Linked DNA regions of Homo sapiens: region 1 is linked to region 2. Evidence: chromatin loops called from intact Hi-C (ENCODE). Cell type or tissue: endothelial cell of umbilical vein. All regions are shown on one strand. Links, peaks and the distances in the headings refer to the core of each region. The heading gives the core; the rest is flanking DNA.

Evidence for each region. Hi-C counts contacts between places; a loop is a spot of excess contacts. Peaks named below come from ENCODE experiments on the same cell type or tissue, not always from the same donor. Only the 100,000 strongest peaks of a DNase experiment are listed, where the experiment ranks them.
Region 1: a loop joins it to region 2, with 2.4 times the contacts of the local background. A loop is called at or near these places in 9 of 110 quality-filtered maps.

What each region holds. Positions count from the first base shown.
Region 1 is chr5:127,719,066-127,727,503 of GRCh38, forward strand. All of the region lies in intron 2 of CCDC192 (coiled-coil domain containing 192), which reads left to right. Among named protein-coding and RNA genes, the nearest start is that of CCDC192, 20 kb to the left of the region's middle. In endothelial cell of umbilical vein, for the core only: no CTCF peak of the experiment used is centred there; a DNase peak (open chromatin) is centred at 4,706.
Region 2 is chr5:127,569,856-127,578,293 of GRCh38, forward strand. No RefSeq gene overlaps it. Among named protein-coding and RNA genes, the nearest start is that of PRRC1, 56 kb to the left of the region's middle. In endothelial cell of umbilical vein, for the core only: a CTCF peak has its summit at 3,346 (motif pointing right); a DNase peak (open chromatin) is centred at 7,656; H3K27me3 peaks cover 1,002 bases.

The DNA.
Region 1 (8,438 bases), core at 362-8,361, 150 kb after region 2:
CTGTTAGCCATCCTTCCACTTTTTATCTCCATGGATTCAATTGTTTTAATTTTTAGCTCCCAAAAATAAGTGACAGCATGCAAAGTTTGTCCTTCTTGACAGGTTTATTTCACTTAACATAATGTCCTCCAATTTCATCCATATTGTTGAAAAGGACAGGATATCGTTCTTTTATATGGCTGACTAGTACACCATTGTGTACATCTACCACATTTTCTTTTTCTATTCATCCGTTGATGGACACTTAGACTGCTTCCAAATCCTGGCTATTGTGACTAGTGCTGCAATAAATGTGGGAGTGCATGTATCTCTTCAATATGCTTGTTTCCTTTATATTTTATATATACATACATATATATATATATACACACACATACATATATATACATACATATATATACAGACACATACATATATATATATATATATACACACACATACATATATATATATATATATACACACATACATATATATATATATATATATATATACACACATACATATATATATATACCAAGCAGTGGGATTGCTGAATCATGTGATAGCTCTATTTTTTGAGAAAACTCCTGTATTAGTCCATTCTCACATTGCTCTAAAGAACTACCTGAGACTGGGTAATTTATAAAGAAAAGAGGATGAACTGGCTCAGGGTTCTGCTCATGGTTCTACAGAAAGCATGGCTGGGAGGCTTCAGAAAACTTATAATCATGGTGGAAGTTGAAGAAGAAGGAGGCACGTCTCGCATGGCCAGATCAGAGGAAGGGGCGGGGGAGGTGACACATGCTTTTTAAACCACCAGATCTCATGAGAACTCACTTACTATCATGAGAACAGCAAGGGGGATGTCCACCCCCCGATCCAATCATCTCCCACCAGACTCTTCCTCCAACATTGGGGATCACAATTCAACATGAGATTTGTGCTGGGACACAACTCAGACCATATCATTTCACCCTCACCCTCCCAAATCGCACGTCCTTCTCACATTGCAAAATACAATCAACCTTTCTCAACAATCTCCCAAGTCTTAAATCATTTCAGCATTAACTCAAAAGTCTACAGTCCAAAGTATCTTCTGAGACAAGATAAGTCCCTTCTGCCTATGAGTATGTAAAATCAAAACCAGTTAGTTACTTCCAAGATACAATGGGGGTACTGGCATTGGGTAAATACTCCTATTCTAAAAGGGAAAAAATCAGCCCAAACAAAGGGGCTAAAGGCCCCATGCAAGTCCAAAACTCAGCAGGGAAGTCATTAAATCTTAAAGCTCCAAAATGATTTCCTTTGCCTCCATGTTTCACATCCTGGCAACACTGATGAAATGGGCAGAATCCCAAGGCCTTGGGTAGCTCTGCCCCTGTGGTTCTGCAGGGGACAGCCACCATGGCTGCTTTCATGGGCTGGCATTGAGTGTGCCTGCAGCTTTTCCAGGGGCACGGTGCAAGCTGTTGGTGGATCTACCATGCTGGGGTCTGGAGGATGGTGGCTGTCTTCAAACAGCTCCACTAGGCAGTGCCCCAGTGGGGACTCTGTATGTAGGCTCCAACCCTATATTTCTCCTCCACACTGCCCTAGTAGAGGTTCTCCATGAGGGCTTTGGCCCTGCAGCAGACTTCTGCCTGGACATCCAGGCCTTTCCATACATTCCTTGAAATCTAGGCAGAGGCTCCTAAGCCTCAACTCTCATATTCTGCACCCACAGGCTTAACACCACATGGAAGCCTCCAAGGCTTACAACTTGTACCCTCTGAAACAACAGGCTGAGCTGTATCTTGGGAACTTTAAGATACAGACCTTAAGATGGCTGGGCCTGGAGTGGCTATAGTGCATGGCACCATGTCCTGAGGCTGTACAGAGCAGCAGGACCTTGGGCCTGGCCACAAAACCATTCTTTCTTCCTTGGCCTCCAGGCCTATGATGGGAGGGACTGACATGAAGTTCTCTGAAATGTCTTCGAGGTCTTTCCCCATTATCTTGACTATCAACATTTGGCTCCTCTTTACATATGCAAATTTCTGTAGCTGGCTTGAATTTCTCCCCGGAAAACGGGTTTTTCTTTTCTACTACGTGGCTGGGCTGCAAATTTTCCAAACTTTTACACTCTGCTTCCCTTTTAGATATTAGTTTCAGTTTCAGACCATTTCTTTGCTCATGCATATGACCATATGCTGTTAGAACCAGCCAGCGCATATCTTGAATGCTTTGCTGCTTAGAAATTTCTTCCACCAGATACCCTAAATCATCTCTCTCATGTTCAACATTCTACATATTCCCAGAGCAGAGGCAAAATGCCTCCAGCTTCTTTGCTAACATATAACAAAACTGACCTTACTCCAGTTCTCAATAAGTTCCTTATCTCCATCTGAGACCACCTCAGCCTGACTTCATTGTCTATATCACTATCAGGATTTTGGTCACAACCATTCAAGAAGTCTCTAGGAGTTCCAAACTTTCCCTCATCTTTCTGTCTTCTTCTGAGCCCTCCAAACTCTTCTAACCTATGCCCATTACTGAGTCCCAAAGCTGCTTCCACATTTTCAGGTATCTTTATAGCAATGCCCCACTCCCAGTATCAATTTTCTGCATTAGTCCATTCTCAAATTGCTATAAAGAACTACCTGAGACTGAGTAATTTATAGATAAAAGAGGTTTGATTGGCTCATGGTTCCTCAAGCTGTACAGGAAGCATGGCTGTGGAGGCCTCAGGAAACTTGCAGTCATGGTACAAGGCAAAGGAGAAGGAGGCATGTCTTGCATGGCTGGGGCAGGAGGAAGAGAGAAAGCGGGGAGGTGCCACACACTTTTAAACAACCAGATCTCATGAGAGCTCACTCATTATCATGCGAACTACAAGGGGGAGTAAGCCCCAATGATCCAATCACCCCCCACTAGGCTCCTCCTCCAACACTGGGGGTTACAATTCAACATGAGATTTGGGTGGGGATACAAATTCAAACCATATCACCTCCATACTGTTCTTTATAGTAACTGTACTAATTTACATTTCCACCAACAGTGTATGAGGGTTCCCTTTTCTCCACATCCCTGCCAGCATTTGTCATTGCCTGTCTTTTGGATAAAGGCCATTTTAACTGGGGTGAGATGATATCTCATGTAGTTTTGATTTGCGTTTCTCTGATGATCAGTGATGTCAAGCACTTCTTCGTATGGCTGTTTGCCATTTGTATGTCTTCTTTTGAGGAATGTCTTTTAGGATCTTTTGCTCATTTTTAATTAGAGTACTTTTTTTTTTTTACTATTGTTTGAGCTCCTTATATATCCTGGCTATGAATCCCTTGTCAGATGGGTAGTTTGCAAATATTTTCTCCCATTTGTGGGTTGTTTCTTCACTTTGTTGATTATTTCCTTTGCTATACAGAAGCTTTTTAATGTCATGTGATCCCATTTGTCAATTTTTGCTTTAGTTCCCTGTGCTTATGGAGTATTACTCAAGAAATATTTGCCCAGAACAATGTCCTGGAGCATTTCCTCAATGTTTTCTTTTAGTAGTTTCATAGTTGAGGTCTTAGATTTAAGTCTTTCATCCATTTTGATTTGATTTTTGTGTATGGCGAAACATAGGGGTCTAGTTTCATTCTTCTCCATATGGATATCCAGTTTTCCCAGCACCATTTATTGAAGAGACTGTCCCTTCTCCAATGTATGTTCTTGGTAACTTTGTCAGAAATGAGTTTACTGTAGATGTATGAATTTATTTCTGCATTCTCTATTTTGCTCCATTTGTCTGTTTTCATTTTTGTGCCAGTATCATGCTGTTTTGGTTACTATAGCTCTGTGGTATAATTTGAAGTCAGGTAATGTGATTCCTCCAGTTTTGCTCTTTTTGCTCAGGGTATCTTTGGCTATTCTAGGTCTTTTATGGTTCCGCACAAATCTTGGATTTTTTTTTAAATTCTGAGAAGAATTTCGTTGTCATTTTGTTAGAGATTGCATTGAATCCGTACATTGCTTTGGGCAGTATGGACATTTTAAAAATATTTATTCTTCCAGACCATGAACATGGAATGTTGTTTCCTTTTTTTGGTATCCTCTTCAATTTCTTGCACTAATGTTTTATAGTTTTCATTGTACAAATCTTTCATTTATTTGGCTAAGTTTATTCCTGGGTATTTTATTTTATTTTTATCTCTTGTAAATGGAATTACTTTCTTGATTTCTTTTTCAGGTTGTTTGCTGTTGGCATACAGAAATGTTACTGATTTTTGTATGTTGATTTTGTATTCTACAACTTTACTAAATTTGTTTGTCAGTTCTAATAGCTATTTTTTATGAAGTCTTTAGGTTTTTCCAAACATAAGATCATATTATCTGCAAACAAGGATAATTTGACTTCTTCCTTTCCAATCTGGATGCTCTCTATTTTATTCTCATCTCATTGCTCTAGGTAGGAGTTCTAGTACTATGTTGAATAACAGTGGTGAAAATGGAGAGACCATCAAAATTAATCAGTCTGACTTTGAAAGCACAGTTCAATTGCTATGATCTGAAGAAAATTACTTTTCAAAACTGTTTAAAATTTCCTTAAGAGAAGATATCATTCGAAGGGGTTAGGACAGTTACTTAATCTAGCCTTTCTCTTTGAGAGGCTTTCTCTGGATACTTGGGGAAGTTGGCAGAGAATGCAGGTGGCAACAGGGTAAATAGCACAAGGATGCAGCCTCTCAGGAAGGAAGTCTGACCTCTGGCTGCCCTCAGTCTCACCAGGCAGATTGCGTAACATCAGCTTAACTTATTTTGATAGTTTTGTTAAACTGAAATTTGCTGCTGGAAATAATAGCCCCAGGTCTTCATGTCAATAGCTAAACTGTTTATGTTAGATCAGATATCAGAGTCCATTGGTTATTTTGAAATAAGTTAAAATATTTCAATCAATGTGGTGTACTATCTGTACTTAGGTTCAGAGAAATGGAGGGTTTTTCTAAGTTTGATTAGAGCTTGCTTCTTCAAGAAGTTGATTGAATGAGGTTATGCATTAACACAGAAAGATGACAAGATAATTTGGATTCTGAAAATTCTGTATCTCATAAGAAAATTTATCACTTACCATTTTTTCAACTCATTTAAGAAGTATTTCCAAATACTCAAAGTAAGTGATTGAAAAATATTTATAATGTTTATTACAATATAATATCCTTCATATATTAAGGTCTTGCCTTAAATACCTAAGGAGAATGCTATAAATTCTAGAACAACCTGCTTTCTCTAGGGCCTATTTCTACCTGCGATCTTCCTTACAATAGAAACATCTATGTCTGTGGTGACTACATTCTGAATCCTATTAATGTTTTTCTTCCAAATTATAGCAGCATTGAGTTTTTGCCTCCTAATGTGTTTTTACATTCTTTTCTGATAATTATGTTATTGAAAATCTAGAAAGAAGTCTTCCATAGTACTTGCTTTGTGATCACTCATCATGTAATGCTCAAATCCAAATGTACTAAATGGTTGGAATTGGTTTGTGGTTTAAAAAAAAAGTCTAGGCCGGGCACAGTGGCTCATGCCTGTAATCCCAGCACTTTCGGAGGCTGAGGCGGGTGGATCATGAGGTCAACAGATCAAGATCATCCTGGCCAACATGGGGAAACCCCGTCTCTGCTGAAAATACAAAAATTATCAGGGTGTGGTGGCACGCGCCTGTAGTCCCAGCTACCTGGGAGGCTGAGACAGCAGAATCGCTTGAACCTGGGAGGCGGAGGTTGCAGTGAGCCGAGATAGTGCTGCTGCACTCCAGCCTGGTGACAGAGTGAGACTCCGTCTCAAAAAAAAAAAAAAAAGAAGAAAAGAAACGTCTAGTTTCAAATATTCAAGTACTTACCCCTATATATACTAGGAAAATAGTATCATCATTCACCATCTCAACTAAAGAAATCCATCTAAATTTTTTCATTTTTAAGTCATTTTTCAAATAATTTACAGAAGGATAAAGGCATAATAGAAAAACTGATTAGAAATTTTAATAAAAGTTAAACATAGCAAAACTCTTTATATCAAATAAAAAATTTGGCACACAAACATTATAAAAGATAAAAGAATATTGTCATATATGCAATTAGCAAAAGAGGAAAGCCCAAATTCTTGTTGCAAAATATGGTGTGATACAGTCTGTCCTGTATGAAGTACTCTATTTTCTTTATTTTCCATAGAGACAGGTTGTTTACTCATTGATTCATGAATTTGAGGAAATTTGTTAAAGTTTGTAGGAAATCATGATCTAAAGATTCATAGTCTATTTCACTTACATGATTGATTCCATCATCAGCATTAGTGTGTAAAGTAGCACTGTCCAACAGAAATATATTTCATGTTATACATGTAATTAAGAAGTTTCTAGTAGCCAAATTGAAAATTTTAAACAGGTGAAATTAAATTTGAATAATACATTTTATTTAATTTTGCATATTCAAAGTATTATTTCAACATATAATTGATATAAAATATTAATAAGATATCTGATATTCCCATTTATTGTACTAAAGCTTCAAAATCAGTGTGTATTTTATACTTAAAACACATCTCAAGTCAAACTAACCATATTTTAAGTACCTGAATGTCACATGTAATTAGTGGCTACCCTATGGGACAGTGCTGGTCTGGAGAGCTTGCTGTAGCTCTTTATATTTGTTTTCTGATTTGTCTAAGAATTGTGAAATGTCTCCCTCTGTCAGTTTTCTTCTGTTTGGTCATTATAGATGGAAAAAGAAAAAATAAGTATTCTAAACTGTGTTCAATGAAGCTAAAAACAACATACACATGGCGTCTCCTCTTCTATACTATCTTGAAAGATGATGCAATACTTTTGGCAACACAGTATAAAATTGAAAGATTATTATTAATTTCACTATTGTATTTGTCTTTCTAGTAGGTTCCATTATTTTTTGTTTTTTTCTTTAGTCTTTTTTTAAGTCATAGTTGAAAATAATTGATGAATAAGAAAAAAATAATTCCTAGTATAACAAAATAGCAAAATGTTTAAAATGTTAGAAAAAGAAGATCACCAAGATCTCACAATATGTCTTAGCTTTATAAAAGGCTCAATGGACTTGTGTGATAATTGCAAGATAGAATAAATTTTATTTTAAAATAAATATATGTTATCTTTGTTCTTTGTAAGACTATTAAGAAATAATAAAATTCACAAAATATCAATTTTTACAGATAGAACTGCTCAAAAAAAGAAACAAAACTATAATTGAGTCCAGTGAACTCCTATGGTATATGGGGGGTTAAATTGCATTAATTAAACAACATGTCGGGGAAAATTTCAGCGACACATTTATTTTTTAGTCCCCCTTTTCTTCTCCATAAGCTTTCATCTCATAGGACTTTTCCCAAGTTTTCTCCTCAAAAATTCTTTGAAAAACTTTCTCTGGTAGCCCCAGTACACAATCTCTTCATCTCAAAAGCCCCAAAGAACCTGTCTAACAAGAAGGTCGCCCAGAGAAGGGGCAGCAGCCATCACTGCAGCTCCAGTCTGCCATTTTCTCCTGTGGGTGCTGGGGAGGCTGGGTGGTTTGGGCCCAGGAGGAATTCCCCACAGCACAGCACAGTGGCTGTGGCAGATCATGACCAGATTGCCTCTTGAGGCTGGACCTCGACCCATCCTTTCTCACTGGTCAGGGCCTCCTTGTGGGAATTTCAGCCATTCTGGCCAGGGGTTTACGGACAGAGCTTTGATCTCCCTGGGATGAAACCCTGGGGTAAGGGGATCTGCAGACTTAGTCTTTCCCCTTGCTGGCTCTGAGGAATCCAGGCAGTCTGGAGGAGTGGGATTCCTCCCACACAGTGCACCCGCTCCACCAAGGGGCCACCAGAGTGCTTCAGTAAGCAAGTCTTTGATCCCATGCCTCCTGACTGGGTGAGACCCTACAACAGTGGTTGCCAGACACATTATACAGGAGCATTCCTGCTGGCATCAGGTTGGTGCCCCTCTGGGACAGAGCTCCCAGAGGAAGAAGTGGACAGCCATCTTTGCTGTTCTGCAGCCTCCTCTGGTGACACCTCCAAGTGTGGGAGGGACCCTGACAAATAGGGTCTGGAAGGGACCCTCAGCAAACCATAGCAACCCTACGGAAGAGGGGCCTGACTGTTAAAAGAAAAACAGGCTGGGAGTGGTGGCTCATGCCTGTAATCCCAACACTTTGGGAGGCCACGAGGCAGACGATCTTCTGAGGTCGGGAGGTCGAGACCAGCCTGACCAGCATGGAGAAACCCCATCTCTACTAAAAATACAAGATTAGCCGGGCATGGTGGCGCATGCCTGCAATCCCAGCTACTCAGGAGGCTGAAGCAGGAGAATCACTTGAACCCAGGAGGCAGAGGTTGCGGAGAGCTGAGATCATGCCATTGCACTTCAGCCTGGGCAACAAGAGAGAAACTCCATCTAAAAAAAGAAAAAAAAAATCAAAAGAAAAGAA
Region 2 (8,438 bases), core at 189-8,188:
AGTGAAGCCAGCTGGGCTCCTGACTCTGGTGGGGACTTGGAGAACCTTTAGGTCTAGCTAAGGGATTGTAAATACACCAATCGGCAGACACTCTGTATCTAGCTCAAGGTTTATAAACACACCAATCAGCACCCTGTGTCTAGCTCAGGGTTTGTGAAGGCATCAATGGACACTCTGCATCTAGCTACTCTGGTGGGGACTTGGAGAAACTTTGTGTCAACACTCTGTATCTAGCTAATCTAGTGGGGACATGGAGAACCTTTGTGTCTAGCTCAGGGTTTGTGAATGCACCAATCGACCCTCTGTATCTAGCTACTCTGGGGGAACTTGGAGAACCTTTGTGTCCACACTCTGTATCTAGCTAATCTGGTGGGGACATGAAGAACTTTTGTGTCTAGCTCAGGGATTGTAAATGCACCAATCAACACCCTGTCAAAACGGACCAATCAGCTCTCTGTTAAATGGACTAATCGGCTCTCTGTAAAACGGACCAATCAGCAGGATGAGGGTGGGGCCAGATAAGAGACTAAAAGCAGTCTGCCCGAGCCAGCAGTGGCAACCCGCTAGGTCACCTTCCACACTGTGGTAGCTTTGTTCTTTCCCTCTTTGCAATAAATCTTGCTACTGCTCACTCTTTGGGTCCACACTGCCTTTTTGAGCTGTAACACTCACCACGAAGGTCTGCAGCTTCACTTCTGAGCCAGCGAGACCATCAGAAGGAACAAACTCCGGACATGCCGCCTTTAAGAACTGGCACACTCACTGCAAGGGTCCGCGGCTTCATTCTTGAAGTTGGTGAGACCAAGAACCCACCAATTCCGGACACAATATGATTCTCTTGAAGTCCAAAGATGTGAATAGATCGCTTTGTGTACTCAGCCCTCATCCAGGCCAAGCCAGCCTGGGTTTTGTTTTGTCATGTCCACAAGAACATCATAGGCAAGTAGGTTTTGATTTACAGATACATGTAAATAGATGTGATTTCTTTCCCAGGAAAAGGGCACAAGGAGCTAACAGTTTAATTTATACACATGAGGCTGTTTTAGAAGCTTGCATTGTAGTAAGGGCTAGTTAAAGTCAGTCTTTCAGCAGGATGCATTGCTCCCAAATGTTTGCTGGTAGACAGTAAATCTGGGAAAATATCAAGGCCAGCAGGTGACAGGGGAAGACCAGGACAGGAGAATTTTCAGAGCTGAAACATCTCACTGTAAAGATTTAATAAATTTCACATGCATCCCCTTATTTTTCCATATTTTGTTTTTATTTTTGTTTTAGCTGTTTCCTGTGTTTCAGGCACTGGTGATCCTTTTGCCTAGAAACACTAACTACTGTATTTTTTTCTGATGTGGTTTTCTGTTGGATAGGATTTCCATAATAAATAAGGTTGATTTGGTCTGGTCAGCTTCGTGTCAATTTTCTAGTTTTGTAGGTGGTTCCTTTTAATCATAAACAAAAGCTATAACTTAGCCATTTCCAAAGCTCAACGACATTTACAAGGGCCCCAGAGGAATAACTTTCTGGTTAAGGCAACTGTAGTAAGTTTAATAGGATAAACAGGTAGTACCCTTTCAAGCTCTAGGACTCTCCTCCTCGAGGAGGCCCCTCAGCCAGTTTGATCATAGTGGTAAGGAGGTCAAGGCTGTTTCAGTTCCCATCAGCTGGCTTTGAGCAGAGAAAACTCATTGCATGGCCACAGGTTGAACCCCAAGTCTAAGGAAATGACTGTGTTGCTCAGAGGAGGTATTAATAAAAAGCATCCTTTGCACTTTTTCCAGCCCTATTCTACACATTTGTCCTTTGTTCCTTCACAACCCAAAGAGTCAAAGAATGCTTCTGTCCTTTGTTGGGAAGGCCTCTCCTTTGCAGAGCTTTCTGTTCCCTTTCAATTTCCTATAGTCCATTAAGACTGTTCCTGTGACCAGAAGGCAATAAAAGAAACACATTTCAAGTAGTAAAACAAGCATCCAGGAAGAAGCTTTCCATCAGTTTAAAACAGATGAAAAAGCCTGGCCTCTTGTTTCTCAATCTAGATCTGGAACAGACAAGAGAGAAATATTAGAGACACCTGACGCTGGAGGGGTGTGAGGACACATTTCCAGAGCAGCTGCCCTGTACTTTATTTGGACAGTTCTTGCTTCCCACTGTCTCACTTCAGTTTTTTTGTTTTTTGTGTTTTTTTGCTTTTCAAATTTTTTTACACTGTCACATTCTCACTCTTTCTGTACTTTTCATTTTGTTCCCCTCTGCTCAAAACTTTTGACTCCCTCTGTCACCTCCCATCCACCCAGCAAATCCCCAGTTCCTGCTCTATAGTGAGTTCCTCTCGTATGTCATGGCAGTTATAATAATAATAACAGCTATAGGTTATTGAAGGCTTTTCATGAGGTTTTTATCTCATTTAAATGTTTCAGCAATCTTAGAGGTGGTATGTTAATCAGGACAGGCTAATTGTTATAATAAGTAGTATCAGTATTGCTATGAGACCAAGTATTTCTTTTTCTCATGCAGAGTCTGATGTGCATGCTCCTGGCTGGGTAGCTCTCTTGGGCAGATCATCTCCAAGCAGTTGGGCACTCCTTTTATGATGTGGCTAAATTATCCTGGAGTCTTTTGCAGAGAGGGGAGAGAGTGTGTGGAGGATCACATGGATGTTTTAGGGGCCATCTCTGAGTGACATCTCACCACCTCCCCCACAGTCTATTGACCCTAAGTCTGATATATGGTCCTTCCTAGTTGCAAGAGAACAAGGAAATGTATTTTTCTCTTGTGTCCAGGATGAAAATGAAACTACATGGTGTAGGCAGCATTGCCTCTACCATGGTGGGTGGGGTGGGGGCGGGAAGGGCTTTCAACACCTCCAGGTGAGGGAATTCAGGCACAAAGATTCAGAATCATTAGCTAATATGTGGTGGAACAAGATTCCAACCCTATAAATATGACTCTAGAATTATACTCTTGACATTGTGTCCTGCTTTCTGTCTTTAAATAAAAATAACTATTCCCTCTTGTGCTCATGGTTTTCCTTTTTTACAAGTCTTTACTCCAGTGCTTATCACACTGTTGCACCTGTTACACCAGACTGTGAAACCCAAGGGAGAAGAAAAACCCCTTTATATCCATATGAGCAGTATGTGCCTGGGACACAGTGGGGCTCAATAAAAGTTTGATGACTGAAGAATAGCTGTGATCTGTGTGGTGGTTCATGAAAAGGCAACTTGAGGCACTGCATCGTGATTACATCACTGAACAGCTTTTCTAGATTAAAGTCAGGGGTGTCTAAATTAGTGTAACAATCATCTCCATGTAGCTGTTTTCAACCCATCCACAAGATGGAGCCTTTACAAATATAAGTAAGAAATGATGTCAACAAGGCGGTAGAATAGAAACATTCCACTATCATTCCCCTACAGATAAATCAATTTTGGCAAATATCCACAGTTAAGAGTACCTTTGTTGGAGTCTAGGAGTGCAGCTGAGAAGTTCCAGCACACCACTGAAGCAAAAATCCAAGAATAGGTGCACTGAAGAGTGTGGAAGAACAGTTTCATGTTATCTACCTCACCCCTTTCACAAGGTGGCATAGCTCAGTGCCAAGAGAGACGTTATTGGCCCATGATTTCTCCCATGAGGAAAAATGAAAGTGTAGTAAGGGGGTACCTGGCTCCCCCAGCCACATCAGATGCTGCCCAAGAGGCCTGCTTCTTTCTTAACCCACCCGGAATACTGGAGTGATTGGAATAAATGAGTGGTTGGAAGATGCTGGGAGCAGGGAAGAAAGGCTGCCATGGACCTTACTAAGTTCTGCCTACTCCATCAGGAAGCAGGCCCACAAACCACTTGAGGAACCTCAGCTATGAACCCCATACCCACTGCCCCATGGGCACTCCATATTTTCTATATGCTTCACCTTCTCACCACAAGACATGAAGAATTACACCACACATAAGAATTACAGACATGAAGCACTGCATCCAGCCAAAAATGATTATTTTAAGGAAGCTCAGTGAGCTATAAGATAGACAATTCAGTGAAATCAGAAAAACAATACATGAACAAAATTAGAAGTTCAATAAAGACACAGAAATCATAAAGTTGGGTATGGTGGCACATTCCTGTAGTCCTAGCTACACAGGAGGCTGAGCACAACAATCTCATGTGGACAGCTGGCTTGACTCTGCAGGATTGGGAGAAGGTATACAAATTCAAGCAATTCAAGGTGCCATCATAGCAAAAACAAACAGGAGGCACTTAGCACCCACTTCGGCTTTATGGGGTCATGATAAGCCATACAATCTTAAGAATTCTCCCCCCACCAAGAGGAAATAAGGGGCAGAGTGGGCACATTGATAGAAAAGGTCTGAGAGAGCCTCAGAATCCCTAGCTGGGCTATTTAGTTAAAGCATTTTTCTCTCGAAGCCAATCAGTAAATATGGGAGGAAATGATTACTTCTTCAAGTGCACACACAATGACGCAAAACTTTAAGGAACATGAAAAATCTTGAAAACATGACACCACCAAAGGAATAAAATATTCCACTAACCAACTCAGAAAAATTAGAGATCTATAGATTGCCTGACAAAAAAATTGAAATTATATTTATTTATTTATGTTTCAGAGACAGGATCTTGCTCTGTCACCCAGGTTTGAGTGCAGTGGCATGATCATAATTCACCACATCCTTGGACTACTGGGCTTCAGAAATCCTCTTGCCTCAGCATCCTGAGTAACTAGGACTATAGGCACATCCCACCCTACACAGATAATTTTAAAAAATTGTAGGGACAGCATCTCACTATATTGCCCAGGATGGTCTTGAACTCCTGGCCTCAAGCAATTCTCTTATCTCGACCTCTCAAAATGCTAGAATTACAGACATGAAGCACTGCATCCAGCCAAAAATGATTATTTTAAGGAAGCACAGTGAGCAACAAGATAGACAATTCAGTGAAATCAGAAAAACAATACATGAACAAAATTAGAAGTTCAATAAAGACACAGAAATCAAAAAGTTGGGTATGGTGGCACATTCCTGTAGTCCTAGCTACACAAGAGGCTGAGGTGAGAAGCCCACTTGACGTCAGGAGTTCAAGACAAGCCTGGGCAACATAGCAAGACCCTATATCCTAAAAAATTCATTTTAAAAGAGATACAAATAATAAAGAACTAAACATACATTATGAAGCTGAAGAATACAGTGAATGAAATGAAAAATGTAATAAAGAGCATCAGCAGCAGACTCAATCAAGCAGAAGAACCTGTAAATACAAAAGACAGGTCCTCTGAAAATATCCAGTCAGAGAAAAAACATAAAATGAATGAAGAGGAATGATGAACGCCTGCAAAATTTATGTGACACAGTTAAGAGTGCTAACAGTTGCATTATAGGAATTTAAGAAGGTGAAAAGAGAAAGAGGCAGAAAGATTTTTTTTTTAAATAGCTGAAAACTCCCCAAATCTGGGGAAACATACAGACATCCAGGTATGTGGCATTTAAACGTCTCTGATAAGCTTTAACCTGAAAAAGAGATCACCAAGATACACTACAATCAACTGTCAAAAGTCAAAATCAAGGAGTTTTAAACGCAGCAGAAAAGAGGCTTATCTCATACAAGGTAACCCACATAACACTATCAGATTTCTTATCAGGCTATCAGAAGATTTCTCGGCAGAAAGCTTATAGGGTAGGAGAGAGTAGAAGGATATATTCAAAGTGCTGAGAAGAAAAGATAAAAAAAGCCAAGAATATGTAAACCTGACAAAGTTTCTTTCATAAATGAAAGAGAAAGAGTTTCCCAGACAAACAAAAGCTGAGGGAGTTCATCACTACTAGACTTGTCTTATAAGAAATGCTTAAGGGAGTTATTCAAGCTGAAATAAAAGCATGCTAATTAGTAACATGAAAACATATGAAAATATAAAACTCATTGGTAAAGCTAAGTATACAGTCGTATTTAGAGTAAAATTATAATAGTGATGTGTAAATCACTTACGACTCTAGTATAAAGGTTAAAAGACAAAATATTGAAAATAACTACAACTGGCAGGGCGCGGTGGCTCACACCTGTAATCCCAGCACTTTGGGATGCCAAGGCTGGCGGATCACGAGATCAGGAGATTGAGACCATCCTGGCTAATATGGTGAAACCCCGTCTCTACTAAAAATACAAAAAAATTAGCCAGGCGTGGTGGCAAGCGCCTGTAGTCCCAGCTACTCCGGAGGCTGAGGCAGGAGAATGGTGTGAACCCGGGAGGCAGAGCTTGCAGTGAGCCGAGATCGCGCCGCTGCACTCAAGCCTGGGCAACAGTGCGAGACTCCGTCTCAAACAAACAAACAAACAAAAAACCAAAAACTACAACTGCAATAATTTGTTGCTGAATACACAATTTTAAAAGATATAACTGGGATATCAAAAACAAATTGTAGGGATGGGGCAAAAGTGTAGAGTTTTTGTATGCAATTGAAGTTAAGATGTTATCAGCTTAAAACAGACTGTTATAACTATAAGATGTTTTATGGTAGCCACAAAGCAAAACCCTATGTAGATACACAGAAGATAATGAGGCAAAATCAAAATACACCACTGCAGAAAATAATCGAATCACAAAGAAAGACAGCAAGAGGAGAAGAAAGGAACAAAGGATATACAAAACAGCCAGCAGACAATTAACAAGATGGCAATAGTAAGTCCTTACCTAGCAATAATTACTTTAATATAAATGGATTATATTCTCCAATCAAAAAACATACAGTGACTAAATGTATAAAAAGGCATGACCCAACTGTATGCCATGTACAAGAAACTCACTTTAGCTTTAAGGACACACACAGAAAGTGAAGGAATGGAAAAAGGTATCCATGCAAGTGGAAACTAAAAGCGAGTAGGAGTAGTTTTACTTGTGTCAGACAAAAGAGACTTTAAGTCAAAAACTGTAACAAGATACAAAGCAGATCATTATATAACGACAATTCATCAGGAGGATATAACAATTATAGGTATATATGCACTAAATATTGGAGAAACTAAACATATAAAGCAAGTATTAACAGAACTGAATGGAGAAATAGATAGCAATCTAATAGTAGGGGATTTCAATACCCCACTTTTTACAATGGATAGATAATCCAGACAGAAAATCAATAAGGAAACATTAGAGTTAAACTGGGATTTAGGCCAAATGGATCAAACAGACATATAGAGAATATTCCATCCAACAGTAGCTGAATATACATTTTTCTCAAGTATACACAGAACATTTTCCAAGATGGGTCATATGTTAGGTCACAAAATAAGTCTTAAAAAATTTAACATGACTGAAATCATGTCACACAACTTTGCTAAACAAAATAGTATGAAACTCGAAATTAACAACAGAAGAAAAACTGGAAAATTCACAAATATGTGGAAACTAAACAATATGTTCTTGAACAATGAATGAGTCAAAGAAGAAATCAAAAGATAAGTTAAAAAATACCTTGAGACAAACAAAAATAGAAACACAACAGACCAAAACTTACGGGGTGCAGCAGAAGCAACTCTAAGAGGAAAGTTTAGAGTAATGAAAATACCTACATGAAAAAGGAAGATCTCAAATAAACCATCCAACCTTACACTTCAAGTTACTGGAAAGGAAGAAAAACTAAACCTAAAGTTAGTAGGAGGAAGGAAATAATAAAAATCAGGAATAAAACAAATAGAATAGAGGCTAGAAAAACAAAGCAAAGAACTATGAAATGAAGAGCTGATTTTTTTTTAAAGATAAGTAAAATTGGCAAACTTTCAGCTAGACTAAGAGGAAAAGAGAGATGACTCAACTAAAAATGAAAGAAAACCAGAAATGAAAGAGACCTTACATCTAATACCACAGAAATACAAAGGATTATTAAACTGCTATGAAAAATTATAAGCCATCAAACTGGATGATCTAGAGGAAACACATATTTGTAGAAACGTACAACTTATCAAGACTAAATCATGAAAAAAATCCAAGAAGAATAATAACAGCTAAGGAGACTGAATTAGCAATCAAAAATCTCCCATCAAACAGCCCACATCCTTATAGCTTCCCTGGTGAATTCTATCCAACCTTTACAGAAGAACTAATACCAATTGTCAATTCTTGGAAAATAATTGAAAAGGAGGGAACATTTCCAAATTCATTTTGTAAGGCCAGCTTTACCCTGATACCAAACTCAAACAAGAACACTATAAGAAGAGAAAACTATAGGCCAATATCACTGATAAACATAGATGCACAAATCCAAAATAAAATACTAGCAAACTGAATTAAGTGTTAAAAGGATAATACACCATGATCATGTGGGATTTATTCCTGGGATGCAAGGATAGTTCAACATATGTCAATCAATAAATGTTATACATTACATTAACAGAGTGAAGGACAAAAACCATATGATAATCTCAATATATGCAGAAAA